5 separate regions of the Homo sapiens genome follow, and regions 2, 3, 4 and 5 are each linked to region 1. A link is a loop called in an ENCODE intact Hi-C map of the cell type or tissue named here. Cell type or tissue: ascending aorta. All regions are shown on one strand. Region 1 overlaps AVPR1B (arginine vasopressin receptor 1B). Region 2 holds the start of SLC41A1 (solute carrier family 41 member 1). Region 3 has its middle 6.4 kb from the start of CTSE. Region 4 overlaps SLC41A1 (solute carrier family 41 member 1). Region 5 overlaps RAB7B (RAB7B, member RAS oncogene family).

Region 1 (5,000 bases):
CTTCCATGACTCTGCAATACTGGAAATGGTGTTACAGAGAAACACAAAGGATATTATAACCAACAGGGTCTAGAAGAGTTGTTGCATTTTTATGACAATGGCATTGATATACTCTTTGACTCAATTCTGGTGACGGTGGGTCCCACCATGGCCATACTGTCCACTTTTGTCCTCATCTGGGATGCTGAATCCTCCTCCAAGGCTGGGAGAGGCTGCAGGCCAAGGTAGACCGAGGTAGAGGAAGAGCATGGCACATGCTCATTATCTCCAGGGGACTTTTATCATGGCATAGCTTCCCCAACCCAATTCTGATTCCAATTGAAGAGAGAGCCTTGCTGGTGGAAAAGACATCAGCTGAAACATCAGCAAAGCTGCATCCTGGTTCTGCCACCACCAATGACACACATCAATAAAATGCTGGCCAGTCCTTGCTAGCTTGGTTCTGAGAATCAAATAGGACTGTGGATATAAAAGTCATTTGTAAAGTCATGAGCTCTATACTAACGTAAGGAATTACTAATCTAATTAAGAGCTCCTGAGGGAAGCTCTAGGGAACACTTTCAGTCTCTACCCCTGACTCCCAGGGAAGCTTTGAGGAATGACTGTGGCTTTGCGGATATACTTCTTTAAGAGGCCACTCAGCTCTAAGAAGCCTCCTGAGGCTTTCTAAAAAGAAAAGAGCCTTGCTGAATGTTGTGAGTGAGCAAAGCGTCCCAGTCCTTCAGTGCTAGAGAACTGGAGAGTGAGACCCTAATGGGACCAAGGCTCAGGCAGATGGGAGGACCCACAGTCTCCCTCTCACTGAGTTCTGTTGCCCATGTCAGCCCCTGACATCTAATACTTCTTCCCTGTCTATCTGCCCTGGTGAAGTGGGCTTAGAAGCCTCCCATGCCAGCCAGAGCTGTTGAATCTGCTCCTTCCCCTGCTTACAAAAGCGGCCTCCCCACCCCCTTGCCCCATCTTTAGACCACAGTTTCTGACCCTAATGCCTAGAGTTGGTAAATCTTTGTTCTTCATGATGACTGGGAGGTAGAAGGAACACCAGCTGTGTGCCCCAAAGACCTGGGTTTGCATCTTGATCTCACCCCTTTTCTACCTGTATCAACTTAAGCAAGTTATCCAATCTCCCCCAGCAATGCTTTCTTCATTTATTAAATAGAAATAGCAATGCCCACTTTGTTGGGAGGGATTTGTAAGATTGTAGACTAGAGATAGAGCACTCAACAGATGTTAGAGAGGGGAACAATGGCCTGGCTCCAGATTGCATCTGGTAGATGACCTCCAGGGTCCTGACCCAAAAGAGTCTACAGTTCAGAGAGGAAAAGAGGAGACAGACCTGGGATCAAGGCTGACTAAAGCACTTTCTTGTCTACCCTTTGCCTTCTATAGATCCCCTCTTACTACTATGATATTTTCTGTTTTGCATTGCACAAGAATAATTTACTTGGGGTGGTGGCTTTGGAGCCCTCATTGTTCCTCCCATGGAAAGGCTACACTTGATCTTTTCCAGAAAGCTGGTTCTGTCCTGTGATATGGACAGTGGGGAGCGACTGCACACTGGCTGAGGGCCTCGGGAACCCATTCCAGGAAGCTCCTGAAGGAAATGGTGGATCTCATCGGATCTATGAGTGAAAGTTCTGCAGGACCTGTAGGAGGCTCGCCTGGACAGTCTGGGCCAGTGGAAGGGCCTTGGATAGGGTTCAAGGAGGAGGGGCCCTGTGGAAGCAAGAAGGAGGCTCTGTGCTCTCTGGGGTGAATCCCATTTCTGACGGCTAACCCCAGGAGAAACTGAACAATGCCGTCTCTGGCTGGGCACTTGTGTAAATTGTTTATGCCATCCTGTGACTGTGAATGACAGTACTTTAGTCCCTTAAAACCTATGTACAAGCAGGACATGAGGGGCAGACGGGACAGAGAGGAGGACAGGAGGGGTTCATCGGTTGACTACGGGGATTTCTCAGAATCGTTATGTTGTTTGGCACAGGCCAGTACTTTCCCAGATAATGTGTCTGTGTTTTGTATGTAAATAGATCACTTATCTACTACAGGGCTATAGATTCAGCCCAGGCTGTAGCAGTTCATTCCTGGGTCAGAAACCCAGGTTGAAATTCACCAATAAAAAGATTTAATATCCAGGAAATTCCTGCGCATCTTTAGTTTTCTAGGGACAATGATAATTGGATGTGCAAGATAAAATTAAAGTGTGTTTGTCTTGAGTGAAGGGGTGAGGTTGCTGGGGAAAGGGGCCACCCTGCATCCAGTTTAAGTGGGAAAAGCAGTGTCTTCGAGTTTGCCATAGGACCACAAGGTGGCAGTGTGGAGCCAAAAGTGGGCCTGGCCTCCGCTGGGCTTGACTTGGCAGCTCCTGCCTAAGAATCAGGGTAAGGCCCTTTCTCTAGCCAAATATTGCTGAGATCCAGTGCACATTCTTTAACTCTCCTGGAGGATATGAAGCAGTAATGACTAACAGGGAAGGCTAGGAAAGTCACCCAGCCTCTTAGCTTGTGAGTCCTCAAGTTCCAAAGAGTCTTGGTCCCTCACTTGACCCGGTTCTCCTGAGATACATGGACACACACTGGGTTCTCTCTAAACCCACGGAGATTTGGCAAGGCAAAGAACAAGAGGTTTCTACTGCAAGGTGAGGAAATGAGTATAGGAATTCCTGCCCAAAAGGCAGCAAGACACATGAGTCAGTGTTTGAGGGCCCTAGTAGGACCTCAAAAAGCCACATGAGCTATAGTTACTTTACGGGTTCTGGTTTAGAATCTGGGGGCATGGGTTAGGAGGCTTCTCTGAGAGTGCCTCGGAGCCCAGCAATCTGTCCCAATTCCAGAAGCAAAGAAACCCACTGATGTTGAGCGTAAAATACCTCCTCACCCTAGCACGTCTTGGTGGCTAATAGGATGCTCGTGGAATTTTGCTGCAGTTCCCATGGTGAGCATTTGGATGCTTGCTCCTTTAGAATAAGAATTCATTGAAAACAGGTCACATTTATTATGGTCTACTGTGGTCTATATTCCTAGGTCATTGTTGGCATGTAATCCACCATCTACTGGTTGCCAATAGCAAATCAGTTTTTCTGTGTCTTATTATCAGATAATTTTGGAAAAATCTTTGTCCAGTCCATGTCCATGGAGAAACCCAGTGTGAAACAGTATGATTGTTTCTGGGAGGTACCAATGACATATAACGTGGGAGAATGTGACTTCACTGAACTGGAAGCTATGCTCCTCAAAGGGTGGTTACTCATACAGGTGACTATTTGTACCGATTTAGACAGCTCACCCTTGAAGCTCATGGAAATATGACAAACAAAAGGCCATTTTGTTTCTACGTGGCTTGCAATGACTTTGAGGATTAGTTCAATTTGTTAGCTGGCCCCAATTATTAGCTTATTGGCTCAAACTCCTCAGGAGGTGACATCAGCCTTCCTCTGTACTTATGAGGGCATCTGAGCAGTCATGTGCACTATTGAAGTTCTAACCTCTGTAAGTCACTTGGTAGGGTCACACGTTTAAATCTACTGTTAAATCTAACTGTTAAATCTAACAGCACTCTCCAAGAATGCCTTCACTTAATAAGCAATCAGGGTGGGTTCTAATGTTAACCTCCATGATATATTCACTACTGAATGTCATATTTCTGAAGCAGAGTTTATTACAGAGCTTAATCAGATGGTCTACAATCATTCTAGCCTCTGGTCTCTGGTCTCCCTGACGTCAACTCCCTGCGCCAGAGTATCACAGCAGCCTCTGAGCCCAGACACAGACAGTTCTCCAGACAGTGCCACTCTGGGCCGCCCCTCAGGCATTTATTGAGAGCCTGCAGCAGGTCAGGTCTGTTCCTTTTCCTCCTGCCTTTTCTCCCATCAGTTGATTTTCCACCCTTTTTTTCTTTTTTGGCGGGGGGGACGGAGTCTCGCTCTGTCCCCAGGCTGGAGTGCAGCGGCACGATCTCGGCTCATTACGAGCTCCGCCTCCCGGGTCCACACCATTCTCCTGCCTCAGCCTCCCGAGTAGCTGGGACTACAGGCGCCGGGCACCACGCCCGGCTAATTTTTTGTATTTTTAGTAGAGACGGGGTTTCACCATGTTAGCCTGGATGGTCTTGATCTCCTGACCTTGTGATCCGCCCACCTTGGCCTCCCAAAGTGCTGGGATTACAGGCGTGAGCCACCGCGCCCGGCCTCCGCCCTTTTTTTCTAAACTGAGGTCAGAAATCACCTCTTTCTGGGATGTTTTTTCTGATTAAGGCTGGCTGATTCTAACATCCTATTCCCCGGATCTGTGTAAATACTGATAGGCTCTGGTTTCATTGCTCTGTGTTCATTGTTTTTTACATGTTGTTTTGTACATGCTCTCTGGCTCTTTCCTGTCCCCACAATTAGGTCATAGATGCCTTGACCCCACCCAATCTTCTTTTTGTTGATCTCTCCTCTCAACACCCAAGGCCTGTCCCAGAATTCTGCGGAAAGCAGGCAGTCTGTTTACTCTCATCCCCTCTCCTGGTGGGAGCTGTCTCAGCATTGTCCCTGCGGTGTCTCTTGGGTGCAATGTAACTTGTCTGAATCTCTTCAGTACACTCTTGAATTTTTTTTTCTTTTCTTTTTTTTTGAGACGGAGTCTTGCTCTGTCACCTAGGCTGGAGTGCAATGGCACGTCTTGGCTCACTGCAACCTCTGCCTCCCGGTTTAAGCCATTCTCCTGCCTCAGTCTCCTGAGTAGCTGGGATTACAGGCGTGCACCACCACAACAGGCTAATTTTTATATTTTTAGTAGAGGCGGGGTTTCACCATGTTGACCAGGCTGGTCTCGAACTCCCGACCTGAAATGATCCAACCGCCTTGGCCTCCCAAAGTACTGGAATTATAGGCGTGAGCCACCGCGCCTGGCATTTTTTCCCCCTTTTTTTAAGAGATCAGGCCGGGTGCAGTGGTTCATGCCTGTAATCCCAGTGCTTCGGGATGCTGAGGTAGGAGGATCTGTTGAGGTCAGGAGTTC
Region 2 (5,000 bases), 300 kb after region 1:
GGCGCCCCGCCTCCTGGGCACGAAGCGAAGGAAGGGGGCCGGGCCGAGGTTGATCCCGCCCCCTCCCCAGTCCCTGATTGGCTGCTGCTGTTGTCCATCCGAGAATCTATTTTTGATGGAGCGGGGGGGGTGCCACCCAGTCTGCCCCAGATCACGTTTGCCACCGGCAGCCAACCAGTTGGGCCCGAGTCCGCGGGCAAGAAGCGATTGGGGGCGCGTGAGCTCGGCTCCCCGGTCCCCCGTCCGGGTGCCCCCCCGCCGGGCCCGAAGCGATATATCCTGCCCTCCCCGGCCACCTCCCCCGCGTGGAAGCGGAGCGGCGGCCTCGCTGTAACGCAGAAGCGAAATGTAGCGAGCCGGGTGTCGCGGCTGGACGCTCGCCTTGGCTGGGGGTGTGGGGGGGCACGCCGGGGGCCAAGGAGGACTGTCGAGGAGGAGTGATGAGAAGAGGGGGTGCCCTGCACCCCCCGAGACCACGGGCCACGCTGCCACTTGCCAGGCGCCCCCCTTCCTCCCAGGCGAGGGGCAGGTCAGTCCTGTGGGGTCCTGGGGCGGGGAGGGGGTGGTGGAGGGCGGCAGTCCTGGCGCGCAGCGCATTTGCTGAATCTGAGTGGTGGAGAGACTGAGGAGGCCACCCAGTTACTTTCTCTCCCTCCTCGGGGTTGGGGATACTAAAATGGGTCTTTTTTGTCCCCGCCTGGGAGGAGGGGATAGGGCGTCCTGGTTCACTTTTGCTTCTTTCGTCCCAGGGCCTTAGGCCTGTCTGAAGTCTCTTTACAGGGGGAGTGGTGAGGGAGGACTGGCTTCCCCTCCTGGGAGCCCCCTCTCAGGTTCAGTGGCCTGCCAGGAACACAGGAGGGAGGCGGGGGTGTCAGCTTTTAGCGGACTCAGAAACTTTTCTGGCATAGGGGCACTGGACTCAGAGGTTTCCTCCTGGATCTCTGGTGAGGGAGTTTGAAAGAACCACAGTACTGTGTTTAAGGAGATTGGAAAAGGGAGTCCTGGTGGGTGACTGAATTGATAGAGGAAACAGTTCTCCTGGGCCAGTTCCTGGGGTTTGATACCTCCTTTCCTAAACTGAACTTGACTAATTGTGTGTGTTTGGAATACTTAAGGACCTGTTCCTCTTACCTGGTGGAACTCTCTTTAAATTTATTTTTTACGAATAAGAGCTCTTCTGGTGAAATGGAATAGGATGGGAGTCCATCAGGAATTAGGAAGCCTGGGGATTCCTTTAGGCAGAGAAGTGGAGCCATTACAGCTAAAGAGATGCATTTGGAGCAAGTGCATATTGGCTTACGGTGCTTTGGTTTTTGTTTTGGGTTTTTTTTATTGCTACTTTTGTTTTTTTGTTTTTGTTTCTAAGAATTCCACTATATCCAACTCTCAGTAACCCTGGGGAACAGGAGGAGCCTAATTAACTGAAATGCGTGGGTAATAAGCAATCGTTTTATGCTCTGTCCCTTCTAACTGAGATAACTCCCTTGTCCTATCTGACAAGCTCACAGGGCCAAGAGCAGGGGGAGACGGGGAGAGACAGAGGCCTGGATCCGAGTCAGCTGTCTGAGCTCTTTGTAACACTGTTGACTCTCAAGGGCAGGAGTGGGTAGGCCTCTGGCTCTTGGCCTTGGTCTGGCAGGCTTGCCCCACTGCCCAGGGAGTCCTCCTAGCTTTGTTTTGTTTTCTCAGAAGCTAGAACGATCTGGGGTCTGGGGGACTTCACTCAGCAATCAGTTTCTCCCTATTTCTTTGCCCTGTGTGGCTGTCTTTCTGTTGCTGTCTTGTGATGATAAGCAGTCACTTTATACAGGGGTGGCTGTGTGGCAGGGAGTTTGTGACTGAATTTGTAACTGAACCCCACTTAAATAATGCAGGGTTCTTAATGGGCATTCAAGAAGGGGTCTTGCTGAGGACACACCTACCCACCCCCAGTTGCTGAGGAAACAGTGCAGAGGGCTTCTGCACAGCATCTTCCCAATCCCAGGCTGGTCACATCTCATTGCTGGTGACCACGGTGGTGATCCCTCAGGAGGGTTGCTGGTGGGGAGGATGGCGGGGATAGCTCCTGCTGAGCCTCCAGATGGAGCAGTGCAGGACTGAGTAATTTTTGCGGAAAAAGGGAGGCAAATAGCAAACTCTATAGCTATATGATGAACTCCTAACTTCCTTGGGGGGAAATTCTCCCAGTACAAGCTGTCCTTTGCTATAGTGTAATGTTCTTTTTCTTTTCTTTCTCCTTCCCACATAAGGTGTTCCACACTGATTCTCGTGACTTTAAGGACCAGGGATTTGAAGAGGTATTAGCTCTTCCCAGGAAGGGAGGAAGTTTCTGGAAGAGAAGGGAAAGACGGCAGACGCTGCGCTGGGACCAGCAGAGCCTGAGGAGCTGTGGGAAGCTGACAGAGCCCAGCCAAAGGAGCGGGAAGGAGCCGCAGCCCCAGGCTGGCACTGTGTTCTGAAAGATTTGAACTCAAGCTGCTTTTTACGGAAGAGGGGCCACTTCAGAGGGCACCCCAGAATTTGGTTGAGCTCTTCTACTCTGGATGCCCCCTGCTCTGAGGAGCCTGCCACTGAGAACCAAAGAAGATAAGAGGACAGATACTTTTTCTTCAAGCACAGAGCTGGTGGGTTGGAGTCAGGCATCTGCACCCCTAGTGGCTGTCTGGTGAGGAATTTCTTGTTTCTTCCCAGCTTGCGGCTTCAGTGCTTGATGGGGCTGCCTGTTGGTGGATCAGTTTTTGCAGTGCCTGGTAGGAGTGGAGAGCCGTGGGAAGAGGTCCTGCGGCGCCCAAGCCTGGGTTCACCCCAAGACTAAGTTCTTTCCCAAGTTAGAGAAGAAGAGAGAAAGCAAAAAGAAGAGAGGAAAGTTCTCCCTTCCCCTCCTCCGTGCCTGTCATGTCCTCTAAGCCAGAGCCGAAGGACGTCCACCAACTGAACGGGACTGGCCCTTCTGCCTCTCCCTGCTCTTCAGATGGCCCAGGGAGAGAGCCCTTGGCTGGGACCTCAGAGTTCCTGGGGCCTGATGGGGCTGGGGTAGAGGTGGTGATTGAGTCTCGGGCCAACGCCAAGGGGGTTCGGGAGGAGGACGCCCTGCTGGAGAACGGGAGCCAGAGCAACGAAAGTGACGACGTCAGCACAGACCGTGGCCCTGCGCCACCTTCCCCGCTCAAGGAGACCTCCTTTTCCATCGGGCTGCAAGTACTGTTTCCATTCCTCCTGGCAGGCTTTGGGACCGTGGCTGCTGGCATGGTGTTGGACATCGTGCAGGTAGGACCTGAGTAGGGCAGCTCTTGACTGTGAGCCCAGGGCCACCTTTGCCTGCTGGGAAACTTGGAACTTCCTCTCTACCTCCCTGTCAGAAGTGGCTGCTGCTTCCTAGAATACTGTTTTCCTTTGGATCATGTCCTCGGTTTCTTCTTGGTCTAGTTCCTTTCTACAGAAGCCTCAAGGAAACCGAGTAGCCCTGGGGAGGTGATCAGGGCAGTATTGCTAAATAGAAACAGAATTGGCTCCCGAGCTCAGGCTTGGGAGAGGAGAGATGGAACAGGGTCGTTGCTTGCCATCTCTCCCAAGCAGTCCTGCCGAGCCCAGCTCAGTAGGAGACATTTACAAGGGTCTCCTCTTTATGCCTTTTGTCCCCTGCATTTGGGGTTTCAAGGATACCCATAGTAGAAAGCTCAGTTTCAAGCCTCTCCTCCATCCCCCTACTGGGCAGGAATTTGTTCAGCTGCCAAGAGGGTCTCAAATTAAGTAGGAAGGCTCTTGAAGGCATTTTGTGTTGCTTATCTTCCTGTAACCTTGGCATAATCCCCTTGGGGGGTGGGGGTGGGCACTTGCTGTCTGATGCATGATTTGGAGATTTGGTGTAACAAGACCCAAATGTGCTAATTATCTGCTGTAAATGGGGACAAAATGTAACTAGGCCTGGGCAGAACTGTCTCTCCTCTTTGCTCCTCACCTGTCATTCTGAACCTGCCCTGGGCAAAGAGGGTTCTTTTTGAGGACATTGGGTAGAATGAAGGATGAGAGTCGGTGGGACATGGAATCTAAGAGCCAGAGATGTGCCATGTTAATTTATTGTGAGTCAGGACTTATGAAGAACCTCCAGGTCCAAGAGTTAAAGTTTTGTTTTTAGATAAAAGTTTTTTAGGCACAGTGTGGCACACCAAACTTTTTGAAGGTGCTGGGTTTACCTAAGTAATTCAGCAATGTGTATCAAATTCCTGCTGAATGCTGGCCTCTGTCCTAGGTACTCAGAGAAATATTAATACCAAGGCAGGAGGAGATCTGGCCTTTGCTTTTTGGGACCCCCAGTGTTCCCTGACTGTGATATCTCCCAGAAGGACACGAAGCTTAGCATCACCTTCCCTGTGCCAAGCCAACCCTACAGACCATAGTGATATAGAGTTCTGCTGGTAGGTCTCACCATGCCTGTGTCCTGGGAGACTGAAGGGGGTTGGTTCTTGATAGTGTGTGCACATGGAGAACTTTGACTTGAGCCCTTCAGGGGAACCCTGCACCTTTGGTTGCTCATGAGAGTGCTGTTTAAGTCATGCCAAAGTGCCTTGCACTGCCTCCCCTTTCCCCAAAACTGTTATCTTGAAGGTTGTTCCTACATGGAGGTTGGGAAGCCAGCCTGGAGCTTTGGGTTCCTCCTGCTAGGGGCTGCTCCTCCCCCTAGGGCCGGGACTGGGACAGTAGGAGGAGGAGAAAGAGACTAGGGTAACATTTTTCTTCACCTCTTCTATTCCTTTCCTGTGGCCTCAGTTCTCATTCTTGAAGTTGTTGCATTCTGGTTTGATACCTACAAAGGGTTGCAGAGCCAGGGTCCAGAGGTGAACTGAAGAGAGTTGTCTTATTTTCTGGATAATAGTAATGGTAGTGGGGAAGCATTTGGGGGGCTCTTCGGTAGGCCCATGAGGTAGGATCCATAATCATCTCCATTTTGTAGGTAGGGAACTTGTAGCTTAGAGGGATTAGGTAACTTGTCCCTGGTCATC
Region 3 (5,000 bases), 76 kb after region 1:
TCTGCTAGCCTGTCCAGATGGTTCTATCTCCAAAACAAACTTCAGCCCACCACTTCTTTCCTTGTCCACCATCCCCACTCTATTCTAAGCCACCACTGTCTCTTGCCTGAGCCATTGCAGTGCACACATCTGCGGTTAGGAAGACTCTGAGATTCCTATACTTGTGTCTTGCCCTTTTGAGGAAGAGCCCTCTTGAGGCCTCAGACTTTTTGTTCCTGAAATAGGATCAATGAAACTAAGCATCTAGATTTTTCTGTGAATGAATGAGTGGTGTTTCCCAAGACTTCAGTAATGGGGTTTCATTTGGAGGCTCTCCTAAAAAAGAAGCTTGTTAAACCTGAAAGGAAGATCAGACGAGTGTCTCTGTGTCTTGGAACAGACGTAAATTTAATTGCATCTTTAATATGTGTTTTTCTTCTGTGGGTTTCCAGGGCACTTAATGGGCTGGGAACAAGACAAGAGTTTTTAGGAATGGAGACAAATTCACCTTAAACAAGAACCTGAGATTAAAGGTCTGCCTTTATTCTACCTAGCCACAGCCTAAATCCTTCCCTGATGGCTCTTGAGGAAGTTCCAGGATGGAAACTGATTCAGAAAGTCTGGCAGTCCTGGTACAGGAAATAAAACATTAAAGAAAGGAGCACTGCAGAGGGAGGCCCCTGTGACTATAAATCTAAAAAAGAAAACTCATGGAGACTAACGGAGGGAAGGAATCAGATTTATGGCATATTTGCTATGGTATACTCTCTCTTCTTATAATAAAATGTTAATTATTTATTAAGCTTTTACTGTGTGTCATGCATTTTCACATATGCTTTTATTTAATTTTCTAATAACTAACAACTCCATTTGGCAGATAAGGAAACTATGTATCAAAGAGTATATTTATTTTGTAGCCTTTCAGTAGTTGAGCCCCTAATCACAGAGTAAGAAGTGAGGACAGGTGGAAGCTTCAGCAACTGTCCTGAACAATTAAAATACACATCAGTGTGAATGACCTTCAGAATGTATTTCAGTCTGTTAATATACACAATAATATGTAAACTATACATGGCAGCTGAGAGTTGTGTTTAGGATCACAGATTCTTTTGAGACAGAGTCTTGCTCTGTCGCCCAGGCCGGAGTACAGTGGCACAATCTCAGCTCAATGCAACCTCCGCCTCCCAGGTTCAAGCGACTCTCATGCCTCGGCTTCCTGAGTAGCTGGGGCTACAGGTGCAAGCCACCATGCCTGGTTAATTTTTGTATTTTTAATAGATGGAGTTTTGCCATATTGGCCAGGCTGGTTTTGAACTCCTGAACTCAAGCAATCCACCCGCCTCAGCCTCCCAAAGTGCTGGGATTGCAGGCGTGAGCCACGGTGCCCAGCCAACATTACAGATTTTGTAGAGAGACTTCCTGAGCTTCAGCATGCTTAGTTCCATGATTACCTGCTGTGTGGCCTTGGACAAATTCCTTTCCCTGTCTGGGCCTATTTCCTATTACATTTAAAGCACTTAGAGCAGTGCATGGCATAAAGTGGAATTTAGCCAGGCTACCCGTAATGAGGGCTTACTTGATGTCAAGCACTGGGCTGTGTAATATATAGAAAGCACTCATCCTGAAGATGGTCTCATGGAATCTTCAGACCATTCTGCAAGGAAATCATTCTTTCTTTTCTGTAGTGAAGGAATCTGAAGCTGTGGCACATCCCCAATGTCATGCAATCATCTGTTAAGTTGCAGAGTTGGGAATTCAGACCTTGCTTTGTCTGCTTCCAAAGCCTGGGCTCAGTAACAAGCAAAGCAGATGGTGGTGTTAGTGTGCAGTCCTGCTTTTGCGCAAGCCCGAGGCATAAGCTGCTCTTCCTGCTTACAGGTACAGACACACATACTCTCCCGCCACAAAGACACACAGGCAGTATTCAAGTGAGAAACTTTCCCAGTGCCTGCGCCCTCTGCTGACTGTGCTGTAGCAATGGCTGGTCTGAAAGGCACTTTCCTGGAGTAGAATTGCTGGTGGTTTTGGAAATGACTCCAACAAATTGAATCCTTGACATTGGGAGATACTGAAGACATTGAATCTTTCTTATTTCCAGTTGCATGAAAACAAGAGGCTTTGACAAACCAAAGTATATTAAGACACATGGAAAAAGTAAGCTTTTAGTGCCAGGTGCTCTCTTTTGGCAATAAAAAAATGGTTTGAGCACCTTAAATTTTATTTTTTCAGAATGTGTCGAAGGTGGGGAGTTGGAGAAAGGTACATGTGGGAGTTTTTGCTCCTGTCGGCAATACAATAGTCTCCCTTGCTGAGAGACTCCTTGATGGCAAAATAGAAAATGTTTGAAAAATATGCAGTGAGAAGATATCTCATCATGCAGCTCCTCACCGACACACCCCACCATGCACACACCCATTTGTTCTTACAATAAAAGAAGGCCTCCAATTTTTACCATGCAAGAAATTATTCTCTGTCCCTCTCTTCTTTTCCTCTCTCCCATTCCTCGGTGCCTTTCTCTTCCAGAAAGAAATTTTAGAATGTCAGACCTCAAAGATGACCCAATACAATGCCACAGTTAAGAACACTGACTTCAAAGGCAAACCTGGGTTTGAATCCTGGTTTCAGCACCTTATGCAAGTTACTTAAACCCTCTGTGCCTCAATTACCTCATCTGTAAAATGGGCTTAAAAACAATACCTAGCTGATAGGATTGGTGAGAGATTTGAATGAACTAATGCTTGTAAGTCCCTTAGCTCAGAGCCTAGCACAGAGCTAATGCTTCCAAAGTATTCCTTGATATTGTCACCCAATCAAGCCTCTTCATTTTATAGGCAACAAAACTAGATTCAGAGAGAAGGGATTTATCTGCGATCATATGGCCAGTTAGTGGCAGAGCCAGGACTGGAGCCAGGCATCTCATCTCATCTCATCTCACCTGGTACAGACATCTTTCTACTGTACCACACACAGCATCGTGGATTTTCCCTCATTTCCTAACTTTAAGCAAAAGAGGTTGGGCCATTTCCCAGTTGGCCAGGTTTGTGCTGAACCAGCAATGTGTTGCAAGAGTCAGGCATCCTGGAGTGCATCCTGCGGTGCCGGCTCCCCTGTGAGCAGGAGCCAGCTCATGTCTGACAGTAACAGACTCTGTTCTAGGAGCTATCGAGCCCTGATAAAACTTATCCACAGAGCACTGAGCAACTGTCCTCTTATATTGTTATTATTTTATTTTGAGACATCTGTTGCCCTCTCAGGCTGGAGGGTAGTGGAGCAATCTGGGCTCACTGCAACCTCTGCCTCCCAGGTTCAAGAGATTCTCCCGCTTCAGCCTCCTGAGTAGCTGGGATTACAGGCACGTGCCACCATGCCTGGCTAATATTTGTATTTTTAGTAGAGACAAGGTTTCACTATGTTGGCCAGGCTGGTCTTGAACTCCTGACCTCAAGTGATCAGCCCACCTCAGCCTCCCAAATGTCCTCTTATTATTAATTTACTTTCTGGAAGCTGAAGCTCCAGAAAGAAGTTCACTAGATAGTGACACCACCACCAGCTTTCAAATGTTCTGGGAACAAAGTCTCTACATCCAGCCAGCCTCCAATCCACGTTCTTGAGCGTCTCTTTCTCTCCCCCCACCCCTCTCTCTCTCTCTCCAAAGACCCTCTCCTAATGCAGAGAGACCGGATCATTGACTATACTATGTGTCACTTTCCCCCACATCATACTATTTCACCTCAAATGCTCTTCTCTCTCCCTCTGCTCAAAGGACACACACAGACAACCACACATATGCCTAAGGTCTTTTGTTCTTTGGAAAGTGTTCAAATTGTCCACAGCAATATTTGGTTCTTGCTGGAAAAGGCCAGTAATCTACAGCCAGGGTAGGTTCAGTTCCTGGTGTCTCTGGAGAGGACAGATCCCATTAGCTCTGACAAACATCCCCAGTGTTCCTGCTCTTAACCTTTGTCAAATTTTCCAAAATCCAGCTAGACCCAGGGGCTCCTTGCAGGCAGTCGAGGCTGTGTCTGCTCCACTCAGTAGTCAGGTGGCCCACAGCTGCAAGGACCAGTCAGCTTTTTCTCAAGCCTGGGCCAGGCAAACTCTCTACATTTAGTAAACAGGGGCAAGAGGGATGCAGGGAGAGGTCTAAAAGATGGAAAAGGAGGGAGGGGTTATGGTTAGCCCCCTTTCAACAGTTCAGTGATAATGATGCTATAATTCTGTAGCAGAAAGTTTGCCCGCTTAGAAGTCAGGAGGGCTGAGTCCTAATCCTAGATCAGCCACTAAATGAACCATGTGCTCTTGGGCTGATCACTTTGCCTCTCTGCCTCAGTTTTCTCATTCTGCTATACAAGTGGGTTTGTCTTGAGAGTCTGTAAGAACCCTTCCAGCACTTCTGAAACACTGAAGTTTTTAGTGACAATCTTTAGTTCACATGACATGTTACAGTTTTTCAAGAACTTCCACATGCAAGCATCATTTGGAGCTACTGTGGGTTTGGTTCCAGACTACTGCAATAAAGTGAAAATTGCAATAAAGTCAATCACACAAGTTTTTTGGTTTCAAAATGCATGCAAAAGTTGTGTTTACCCTGTACTGTAGTCTATTAAGTGTGCAATAGCATTATGTCTAAAAACATCTTAATTAAAACATGCTTTATTGCTAAAAATGTTAACAATCATCTGAGCCTTCAGGGAGTCATAACCTTTTTGCTGGCGGAGGTCTTGCCTGGACATTAATGGCTGCTGACTGATCAAGGTGGTAGTTGCTCCAGGTTTGGGGTGGCCATGACAATTTCTTTCTTTCTTTCTTTCTTTTTTTTGAGATGGAGTTTCACTCTTGTTGCCCAGGCTGGAGTGCAGTGGCAGGATCTCGGCTCTCTGCAACCTCCGCCTCCCAGGTTCAATTAATACTCCTGCCTCAGCCTCCTGAGTAGCTGGCATTACAGGCATGCACCACCACACCCAGGTGTTTTGTATTTTTAGTAGAGATGGGGTTTCTCCATGTTGGTCAGGCTGGTCTCA
Region 4 (5,000 bases), 310 kb after region 1:
AAAACTGTCAAAACCACTGCACTAGATAATCTGTCGGATCCTGTGTAGCCTTGCCATTCCATAATACCATGACACTTTCTCCCTTCTTGTATTATTACATTGTAAAAGCTTTTTATTTTGAAATCATTACAGATTTGTAAGAAGTTCTCAAAAAAAAGGTTCAGAAATCCCATATACCATTACCCAATTTCCCTCCATGGGAAAATAACATTTTGCATAACTTTAGGACAGTATCAAAATCAGGAAATTAGCATTGATGCAATCTGCAGTGCTTATTCAGATTGAACCAGTTTTACATGCACTCGTGTGTGTGTGTGCGTGTGTGTTCGTTCTATGCAGTTTTTATCACAAGTGGAGATTTGTGTGACCACCACTATAACCAAAATACAGAAAACTGTTTCATCACCACAAGGCTCCCTTATGCTATCCCTTTACAGCTAGATCCACCCTTATTATTACATTTTAAATTTTTATAGGTTTGATTTTTGAATAGTCACATAGTTCAAAAATGTTTTAAGGTTCATAGAGAAACCTCAGTGAAAAGTCTTCTTTTCTGTCCTCTTCTTCACAGCCATCTGTTTCTCTCCTTCACAGACCATCAGTATTATCCCTTTCTTGTGTGTCCTTCAAACCTATTCTATATTTATAAAAGTAAACATATATTTTTCTTATTTCCTTCCTCTTTTTTACACACATGTAGTATACTGTACACACTGTCTGCACCCTGCATTTTTCATTTAAGTTTATCTTTGAGATCATTCCATATCAATACATAAAGAGAACAACACCCTGATTTTCTTACAGCTCCATCATATTCTGTGATACACAGACCATAATTTTATTTCGCCAGTCCTGTATTGATTAACACCTATCCCTCCAGCCCCCTCACCCCCAGCTTTAGAAAGGTTGTGTTCGGACATCTTGGCAGGGGCGGGGCTGAGAATCAGCCATATGCTGTTGCCCTGCAGCAGTTAGCCAAGCTGCCACATTCCATTGCTAGTGGGTTCCAGTGCAGCACGTGGTGGGAAGATGGGGGTGGATATGCCAGGGGTCTGTGGTGGAGGTTTTCAGCTCATCCCTTGGCCTGAATTGGAAAGGATGAGCCTCAGTGCCATCACCCATGATGAATACCCTGGAGACATTCTTGCCTCTGCTGTCCTCTCTAGATCTGTGGAGGGCCAGAGCGTGACACTTGATCCCCTGTAAAGGCTCTTATTGATCCCTTTGCCACCTCCTCCCAGCTGTGTGTCCTGGGGCCTGCTCAAGAAGCTGGAATGTGAGGACAGCTGCTACCATTCCCTTCCTAGGGCATGTCCCAAAGGCCTCCTGGCCATGCTCTTTATTTGGGACCCTTCTGCAGCTGCTGGAAAGGGTGTGAAGTTATGGAAGGTAGGGGAGCCAAGGCCGTGGTAGCACAAGACAGCTGTGTGCAGAGCAAGGGAGAATGTGAAGAGTCATCTCTGGCTTCCTTGGAGAGAGGGCAGGATTCTCTCAGGCAGAGCCTAAAATTTAAAAAAAAAAAAAGAGAGAGGACAGGAGAGCAACCAAGATTGCCTAAAAATAGGTATCAGTTCTGGCTTCTGGATCCCTTAAGGGCTGTGGTTCCCGCATCTGGATCCCTTAGGGCAGAATTTTCATACCACAGTATTTACAAAGTATAGTCAAGGGTAAAACCTCCCAGATGACTGACTGTATTAGAGCTTGACCGTCAGAATCTGTTTCATTCTCACGCAGATGCAGTCATTTAGGGAGCCCAAATGTCAGGCACTGTGCAGATTCTAGGAGATTCAGGCCTGCCCCACCGTGGTATTCTAGATCAAGGGCATCGCCAACTTAAAAGCGCATGTAAATCTTGTTAAATGCGGACTCTGACTCAAGAGGTCCAGAGATTTTGCATTTCTAACAAGCACCCAGCTGTTGTTGATGCTGCTGGTCCTGGGCCCACTAGCGAGATTCTGATCTGAGTCATTCTTAATTATCTGTATTAATAGAAGGTAAGCAAGAACACAGATAAAATCAAAGCCACAGATCATGTCAAATGTATTTTGAATTGGTATGCATTGTCTGCTTTATATTAATATTGAGGTGACTTATTCACAATTCAACTTTATTAGGACTAATGTTAAAATAAACTTGCATTCTTTGAGCCCAAACAATGGAAAAGAATGGAATGAAAAGCCACAACAACAGAATGAAAAGGGTCAGGAGGAAGCCAGCTTGGGATGATCATCTGTTACTTAAGACAACCGCCAGCAGCAGCTTCAAACACTATCCTTATACCACTCTGCCGAGAGAAGACATCCCTTTAGGAAAAGCTGACTCCAGCAGCCAGCCCCCTGCCATGCTCCTGGAAAGGCCAACATGGCAGGAATTGGAGTGACCCCAGAATGAGGTGACCCAGAGTTAGAGGCAAGAGGGCTGAGTTTCTGCAACAAGTAGGATTTAGGTCAGGAAGCTCCTTGTTTGGTAAACTTGGGAGCAGAATATAATGCTGATGTGGGTGACCCTGGGTCGTAGCAGCATCTTCCTTTCTAAAGAGCTCTTATTGTGCCTGTTGTCTGCTCAAAGTGGTAATTGTGGGGTGGAGAAACACAGAGAGGTTGCTGGGGTGGAAAGAGGAAGATTAAAAAGTAAGGATTATGGCCAGCCAAGCCCTGTGATGCACTGAATGGGTCTGATCATGTGGCCTCTGGCTCCCCCTGGAGAGAGAGGATGGCTATAGGCTGGGCCCTTTTGTCTCCCCAGGTGCTGATTCTCCTGTACATCGCAGACTGGATGGTGCACTGGATGTGGGGCCGGGGCCTGGACCCGGACAACTTCTCCATCCCATACTTGACTGCTCTGGGGGACCTGCTTGGCACTGGGCTCCTAGCACTCAGCTTCCATGTTCTCTGGCTCATAGGGGACCGAGACACGGATGTCGGGGACTAGCTTGGTCACTCAACATTTTCCCCATCCCTCTGCACTTTCTATTTGAAATTTTTCTTTTGTTCCCCTGTCCCTCCTCCACCCCACACTCCCACCTCTTTCTAGGACTTCACTTTGATACCAAATTCTCATTATTTTCAATGGGAATTTTTATACATTGAGCCAAGTTTGTATAGCAAGAATTTGGGAAACACAGATGGCCTGAGATAAGCAGTACAAGTAGGTTTTTGAGACAATCACCAAGTGCAGTTTCATGGTGGGTGCCTCCAGGTGATGTGGACTGGAGCAGGGGAGTTTTGTCTGGAATCTGGGGACATGGGGTTTGGCTTTAGCAACCTGTCTTGGCCCTAATGAGAAACCCTTTGTAAGTGGGCTCTGGATTTTTGGTTTTGTTTTCTTTTTATCTGTTTTGTTTTATTTTTGGTTTTGGTTGAACAGAGGGACAGAAGAATAAGTAACACTCCCAAACACAGACATACTTTTGTAGAAGTGGACCAACTTCAAAGCTCTGGACAGGAGACACCTGCTCCAGGCCCCTGTGATCCCAGTTCTGTTCTCTTGCCCTCTGGACCTAAGCGTTCCCACTCGCAGAAAGAGTAAGGTGGACTGACTTTTCAATTTGTGCACATGCCTCTTGTTCAATGGCCTGGTCAACATCAACAACCCCTCCCTCTGATCATTTCCAGTTGATTGTCATATCCAGGAAAAAATGGAACAGTGCACTCTTCTCCCTGTTGACCCATGTCCACCTATTGGTTCCCCAAAATCCACATTCTCCCTGGGCCCAAATGACTTTGTCTCCCTGGGCCCAGATTCTTTGTCTCTCTTCAACCTTCATCTCAAATTGTCTCTAAGCACTACCTTCCCCAGAGCTTGCCAGGTTGGGTTTTGAGATTAGGGTCAGGTCATGGGTATGTGGAGAATGGTTTGGAGGTTGAGGACAACCACAGGTGTCTCATTGCTGCCATTTCTCCTGAGGACATAATCACTTGGTCACCTTGGACCCTGTCACTTCCTAAAATTACTCGTTCTGTCATGCCATAGAGGTCAGTTTTCCTCTTTCTTGGCTTCTACCCACAAACATTCACCAATCATTTATTCGTTCATTTAGCAAATATGCAGCCTCCGCAAGATGAGCTCTCCTGCAGACAAGCATGGTCTGAAACATTCTTTGAGCAATATTTATTGAGTGCCTACTATGTGTTAGGTACTGTGCCAGGCACTGATAAGCCAGTGGTAAGGGAAACACAGCTCTAACCTCACCTCATTCTCCAGGTTACAAAGGCCATGTGCCCCTTTGAATCTGGCAGAGAAAGTTTCCTCGTTGTAAGTATTTGCATCTACTTCAAGCCAGATTCTTCTGCCTCTTTCTCCTTTCCAGACCCCTACTCTGTGCAGTGCTGACCACAGCTAGAGCCACCGCCCCATTGCTCAACCAGTATTTATTTCCCTAAACGACCCTTCCTCACATTCCCTTCCCTCCACCTCTCCTTACCAAGCACCCAAAAGAGGATTTAGAACTAGCAGGGTGGACATCATCTGGTTGTTTCTACTTTTCTCTGCCTAGCACAAAATTGGGAGAAAACTGGAGCCTCCATCCGCAGTCACACGTGTACAGATCTGGGGATTTGGATGTAGGCTTTTTCTAACTTCTCTCTCAGAAGCTTCTACAGAAACCCTTCCATCTGTAGCCTCAAGGGCCCACCTCCAAGGGAAGGCTTAGGCAATGATCCTGTTTCTACCAACACTGCACCTTATCCCAGGAACCTGCCCTAGACCTCCAGAGACCATATTTTCTCTCCCTCCATTTCTACCCAGACCTCCAGGCCTCCTTCTGGAATCATAGAACCGTAGAATTGGAAGGAATTTTAGAGGTTTTCTAGTTGGAGTTGTGTCCAACAGAATTCATTAACACCAGCCTGGGCTTGTTTTTCCTCCTCCCTCTGGACTTTTTTCATCTTTTCCTCCACCTCAAAAAATACTTACACACAGATTCTTCTTGTACAGGCATCAAAACCAACTCCTCTGCCCCTAAGGCTGTGTCCCTGTGGTCTCCAGCCACCCCTACCCCA
Region 5 (5,000 bases), 120 kb after region 1:
TTCCCCTTCCCCAAATAATTAGACATCAAACTCAGGGGTACCAATTGTCTTTGGAAGTAACCCAGAGGGCTTCCAGAGCATTTCCAAGCCAACATCACAAATTGAACGCCGTTTGCACTTGGGTGGAGATGTAGTCATTCAGCCTGTGCCTGGTGGCTCATGTGTGCCAGACCAGGAGCTGAGCTCCTGACCCTGAGCTCCCGAAGGGAGACAGAAAAGGAGAGGCATGGTTCTTATGCAGTGCCCTGTAGAGGGCAGCTCAGATGCCAGGGGGAGCACTGAGCTGGGGCTACATCCAAGCTCTGCCTTCTCTCAGCTATGTGATCTGGGGCAAGTTGCTGAACCTCTCTGAACCTCAGTGTTTTTGTCTATAAAGTGGAACTGATAATGCCTATCTCACAGGGTCATGGAGAGGATGAGATGAGTTCATATATGATAAAGTGACTAACACAGCAACTGGCCCATAGTAGGAGCTTATTAATTGTTCCTAGGACCCTGCCCTGGGGAAGCAAGGTCAGCTGAGACCCGAGTCTCTGCCCAGCAACAGGCCTCCTGAGTGTGAGCCTGCTTAGCTGGGCTGGGGAAGAAAGTCCTCCCTTCCTGCCATTCCTGGCTGGTGTCTCTCATGTGCAGCTCTCTTTGAAGGGACTGACAAAAGAGGCAATGTTGGCAGAAGCTCTTAGTTTAGGCCTTAGGAAGGCAACAAAGTGCAGTGGGCTGTAATTCCGCCAGGCCTGTGTTCAAATCCTGCTCAGCCTCACATACTCTGGGCAAGTTTTTTTTCTCCAGGCCTCCGTTTTTTCATCTGTGAAATGGAGCTAACAGTTCCCACCTCCTACATTTATATGTAAAGTTAGAGACACTTGGGAGGTTCTCAATAAATGGGAGTGGTGGTGGGCCTGGTGGGGATGGTGGGCCTGGTGGGCCTGGTGGGGATGGTGGGCCTGGTGGGGATGATGGGGATGGTGGGGATGGTGGGCCTGATGGGGATGGTGGGGATGTGATGGTGGCAATGGTGGTGATGGCGATGATAATACAGACACCACGCCTATTTCTTTCCCTCATTCAGGTACCCCAGGAAGTAGCTCAAGGCTGGTGTAGAGAGAAAGATATTCCTTACTTTGAAGTCAGTGCCAAGAATGACATCAATGTGGTGCAAGCGTTTGAGATGCTGGCCAGTAGGGCTCTGTCGAGGGTGAGTGGCTGTGGCGGCAGGACCTGCTGAGACCGCCCCTGGATTGGGGAGGGTCTCGGGAGCTTCCAGAGAAGAACATCTTGGGTGTGGGCAGGGATGTGGGTGGGACAGGATTGCTCATCGTCTCAGTTAATTAGTTATGGAATGGGTTTAACAGCACTCCAGCTCTGGAACCACAGAATGCCAGAGGTAGAAAGCTACCTTAGAGCATGCAGTCAGTGGTCTGTCAATCCAGCTAACTAACCAAATCCCTCGTGGAGTATCTAAAAACTCCAGTCCTGTACCTGAGCCCTGGAGATCCTAACGAGGAAGGGTTTGAGAAGTGATGGTCTAGTCCAATCTTCATTGGTGGGAGGTGCCAGGCATTCACCCAAGTGAAATATCAAACCTGTACGAGTTGCTGACATCTCCCAATCAAAAAGATGAATAGACGTAGACCCCTAGGTACGAAGGTTCGGCAAGAATGTGTTGAGTGTGTGGCAGGCACTGTACAGGCCTCAGGACCCTCTGTCTCAAGAGGCAGGCAGATAGGCCCCTAAGTGATTGCAATACAGTGTGGTCTGGTGGGGCAGGACTTAGGGGTAGGGTCTAGAGGAGGGGCTCACAGACAGCCCATGCTGCAGGGAAGGAGAGGGGGCTGGGAGGAGGCAGGGAGGAGGGAGAGGGAAGAAGGGAGTGGGAGAAGGGAGCAGTTTAGGTTGATGGCCAGGTTTCCAGCTTTGCAAATGAAGGGACAATGGATTAGTGATTCCATGAGCCAAGCAAGACAGGGAAAAAAGGAGAAAGCAGGGGCTTCATGACAGAAAGGGGCAATGACATTCATGTAAGCACATTGCGTTCAAGGTTCCTTGAGACACCAGGTAGAAAAGTCTGAATTCTGCAAGGAGGTGGGGAAGACCATGGAAGGCTGCCTGGAAGCAGTGGCGTGGTTTTAACGTCAGTCTGATGTGGAGTTTGGAAGCCCTGGGATTGGCATGGGGAGGGGCTCAGCTTGTGTCATCATTCTGCCACATCTCATCAACATGGGCCTTTTAGGAGAGGGGAAAGGATCATCGCAGCAATGGTTCTGAATTGAGGAAATGGGCAAATGAGGGTGGGGGACTGGAAGCTTCCCTTATGTGGAAGCATCCGCCGCCCTCATGGGATGCCCTCTGCAGCTGCTCTGGAAAGAAGTGCTCCAGGCCCCAGCGAGGGGTTGTCCCAGAGAGAAAGAGGCAGCAGCTACCTCTAGCGGCTGCTCAGGGAGAAGAGCCCAGCTAGGCATCCTCAGGCCTCACAGCCCTGATCTTAGGGTTCCCCCGACCCTCACTGGCTCTTGTTCTGCTTCTCCTCCAGCCCTCACTGTCTCGGGAAAGGAAAAGCAGAGAGGTGTCCCTCTCTTAGTGCTTGGTCAAGAAGTGTGGCTTTATTACATGGGCGGTGTAGTTGGCTCCTGAAGCACAGGCGTGCCTGCTCTTGCTGTCCTCCTGGAGTGCTGAGGAATGCTGTTTGACCTTGGTGGTGATATTGATCAATAATCCTCCACAAGCACAGTGCAGCGACTGCCAAATGCTTAGTCACCAGGAAGTGTCCATCAGCCCACAGCCCGTGTCTGTGCATGCTTAGCACCTGTCCTATCTGGGGAAGGAGTATCCTTTATTCTTCAAATGGTGTCCTTCCTACTATATTGTGGTTAAATCAGGTCCTTCTGACTGTGTCGCTGTTATGACATGGTGCTGTTAGTAGACAGTGGCTTGTCTGCTTGCATTTTTTTTATAACACCCTTTCTTGGCAAAAGAATAAATGGGTAGCAATCCATGTCGGTCCCCCATGTTTATGGGGCATGTGCACTGATCAGAAGTCTGGAGGTCACAGGTGTGGTACCTGTGATCAGACTGGCCTGGATTTGAATCCTCCCCTGGTTCTCTCAAGTGGACCCCTTGGCAAGACATATGACTATTCTGAGCTTCCATTTCCTCTCTATAAAATGAAAATAATTTGAGTCCATAAATATCCATTGAGTTGTCAGGCTAGAGCTGGAGACACAGCCCTCAGAGCACTTGAGGTCAGTAGAGTGAGACATCCATAAGTGACTGTCCCGGAGTGACATGAGTGCTGTGGGGGGTGTGATTAAGATGACAAGGTGACTCCCAGACAGCTGGTAGTGAGGATGAGTGAGGATGCCTGCTGGGAGAAGTGACATGTCAGAAAGTTTGGAAGGTAATTCACAGTTTGCAGGTGGAGATGGTAGGCCATGGTGGGTGTAAGCCGGAGGGGAAGAAGGGCAGAGAGAAGGCCAAGGCCAGAGACCCAGGCATGAGTTCCTGGGGCTTATAGGAGACACCTACTGTAGGTCATGTTGGCAAGAAGACACCTGGCGTGGAGGAATGTCAGAGCACGGGGACATAGTTAGTGATGAAGCCAGCAAGGCCACCAAGGCCTCGTGAACCCCGACTAGGAGTGCAGATGCCATACCACAGGCCCACGCCTTCCAGATGGTGCTGCTAGGCTGCCCGAGGTGCTCAGGAGCTCACCCAGGACCTTGAAACCCAACAGGGCACAACTTTCTGCAGTGTCTTTGTTACTTAGAAATTTGCAGGAGAAACGTTCACATAAAAACAAACACACTTAACTAGGGCATAGAATGTAAAATTCACATCAATTCTTAAGATGAAACAGAAGTTTACAAATACAGATTTTGAGGTCAAAGAAAAGTTTTCAGAGGCATTTCCTATAAGGAACTTGCCTTCCTTCCCAGGGAGATTGTGGGCTCATTTGCTCCAGCCCAGGGTGTTTTGAGAGGAGAATGTGGGAGGCGCTTCTATAATAAGGAGTGAGCCCCCAGCTGGGGTGGAAAGAGCTGGGCCTCTGAAGTCGGAACGATCTGGCTTTATACTCAGCTCTACCTCTCATTGTGTGTCCCTGAGCAAGTCATGAAGCCTCTCTAAGCCACCACTTCCCTAACTTTAAAGTACAGATAATAATATCTTCCCTATGAGGTTACTGTGAGGGTTAAATAAAATGCTATTGTAGTGCAGAGAGGGCATTACATGCTGTTTTAAAATGGAGCTGCATCATAGGGTTTTCAGCAAGGGAGCTTCGTGCTGCCGAGAGGATGAGCGCCATGGGTGATGATGAAGAGGCTACTGCAATAGTCCAGGTGTGAGAGGATAGAGCTGGCAAGGTGAGGGTGAATTAAAGAGACTTTGGAGGTAGAAACATCAGGAGCTGATGATGATCAAATGCAGGGAGAAAGGAACAGGAGCAGTTTAGGCTGATGACCAGGTTTCTAGCTTGGCAAATGAAGGGACAATGGATTAGTGATTCCATGAGCCAAGCAATACGGGGAACAAAGGAGAAAGCAGGAGCTTCATGAGAGAAAGGGATAATGACGTCCATGTGAGCACATTGCATTCAAGGATCCTCGAGACACCAGGTGGAAACGTCTGAGTTCTGCAAGTGAGCCTTGTAGTAAAGAGAGCAATATGTGAGGCACCTGCTGAGAGCAGAGTAGGTGTTCAGTTAACATACTGAAAGAGACCGGAGTAGGTGTTAACATTGTGAAAGAAACCAGAGTAGGTGTTCAGCTAACATTCTGAAAGAAACCAGAGTAGGTGTTCGGTTAACATTGTGAAGGAAATCACAGTAGGTTTTCAATTAACATTGTGAAAGAAATCAGAGTAGGTGTTCAGTTAATATTCTGAAAGAGACCACAGTAGGAGTTCAGTTAACATTGTGAAAGAAACCAGAGTAGGTGTTCAGTTAACATTCTGAAGGAGACCACAGTAGGTGTTCAGCTAACATTCTGAAAGAAACCAGAGTAGGT

The links. A loop is a pair of places that touch in the nucleus more often than their neighbours do. Peaks named below come from ENCODE experiments on the same cell type or tissue, not always from the same donor. Only the 100,000 strongest peaks of a DNase experiment are listed, where the experiment ranks them.
Region 2: a loop joins it to region 1, with 4 times the contacts of the local background. A loop is called at or near these places in 4 of 110 quality-filtered maps.
Region 3: a loop joins it to region 1, with 4 times the contacts of the local background. A loop is called at or near these places in 76 of 110 quality-filtered maps.
Region 4: it touches region 1 in a loop (13-fold over the local background); 64 of 110 quality-filtered maps call a loop at or near these places.
Region 5: a loop joins it to region 1, with 7 times the contacts of the local background. A loop is called at or near these places in 97 of 110 quality-filtered maps.

Annotation. Positions count from the first base shown.
Region 1 is chr1:206,104,076-206,109,075 of GRCh38, reverse strand. AVPR1B (arginine vasopressin receptor 1B) reads left to right here. Exons shown (of 2, transcript NM_000707.5): 2 at 1-2,140. Among named protein-coding and RNA genes, the nearest start is that of AVPR1B, 11 kb to the left of the region's middle. In ascending aorta, a CTCF peak has its summit at 2,307 (motif pointing right); a DNase peak (open chromatin) is centred at 2,335; H3K27ac peaks cover 329 bases.
Region 2 is chr1:205,808,337-205,813,336 of GRCh38, reverse strand. It overlaps SLC41A1 (solute carrier family 41 member 1), which reads left to right and starts at 139. Exons shown (of 11, transcript NM_173854.6): 1 at 139-529; 2 at 2,250-3,267. The coding sequence starts at 2,896. RefSeq lists silencers at 1-8, 149-408, 2,843-3,074 and an enhancer at 1-345. In ascending aorta, a CTCF peak has its summit at 2,669; DNase peaks (open chromatin) are centred at 106, 766 and 2,639; H3K4me3 peaks cover 5,000 bases; H3K27ac peaks cover 2,935 bases.
Region 3 is chr1:206,027,755-206,032,754 of GRCh38, reverse strand. No RefSeq gene overlaps it. Among named protein-coding and RNA genes, the nearest start is that of CTSE, 6.4 kb to the right of the region's middle. In ascending aorta, CTCF peaks have their summits at 1,740 and 1,942 (motif pointing left); DNase peaks (open chromatin) are centred at 1,914 and 3,022.
Region 4 is chr1:205,789,464-205,794,463 of GRCh38, reverse strand. SLC41A1 (solute carrier family 41 member 1) reads left to right here. Exons shown (of 11, transcript NM_173854.6): 11 at 2,746-5,000. The coding sequence ends at 2,931. Among named protein-coding and RNA genes, the nearest start is that of RAB29, 16 kb to the right of the region's middle. RefSeq lists an enhancer at 2,773-2,832. In ascending aorta, a CTCF peak has its summit at 2,710 (motif pointing left); a DNase peak (open chromatin) is centred at 2,700.
Region 5 is chr1:205,981,735-205,986,734 of GRCh38, reverse strand. RAB7B (RAB7B, member RAS oncogene family) reads left to right here. Exons shown (of 6, transcript NM_001164522.3): 5 at 1,070-1,195. Among named protein-coding and RNA genes, the nearest start is that of RAB7B, 19 kb to the left of the region's middle. In ascending aorta, a CTCF peak has its summit at 2,424 (motif pointing left); a DNase peak (open chromatin) is centred at 2,385; H3K27ac peaks cover 230 bases.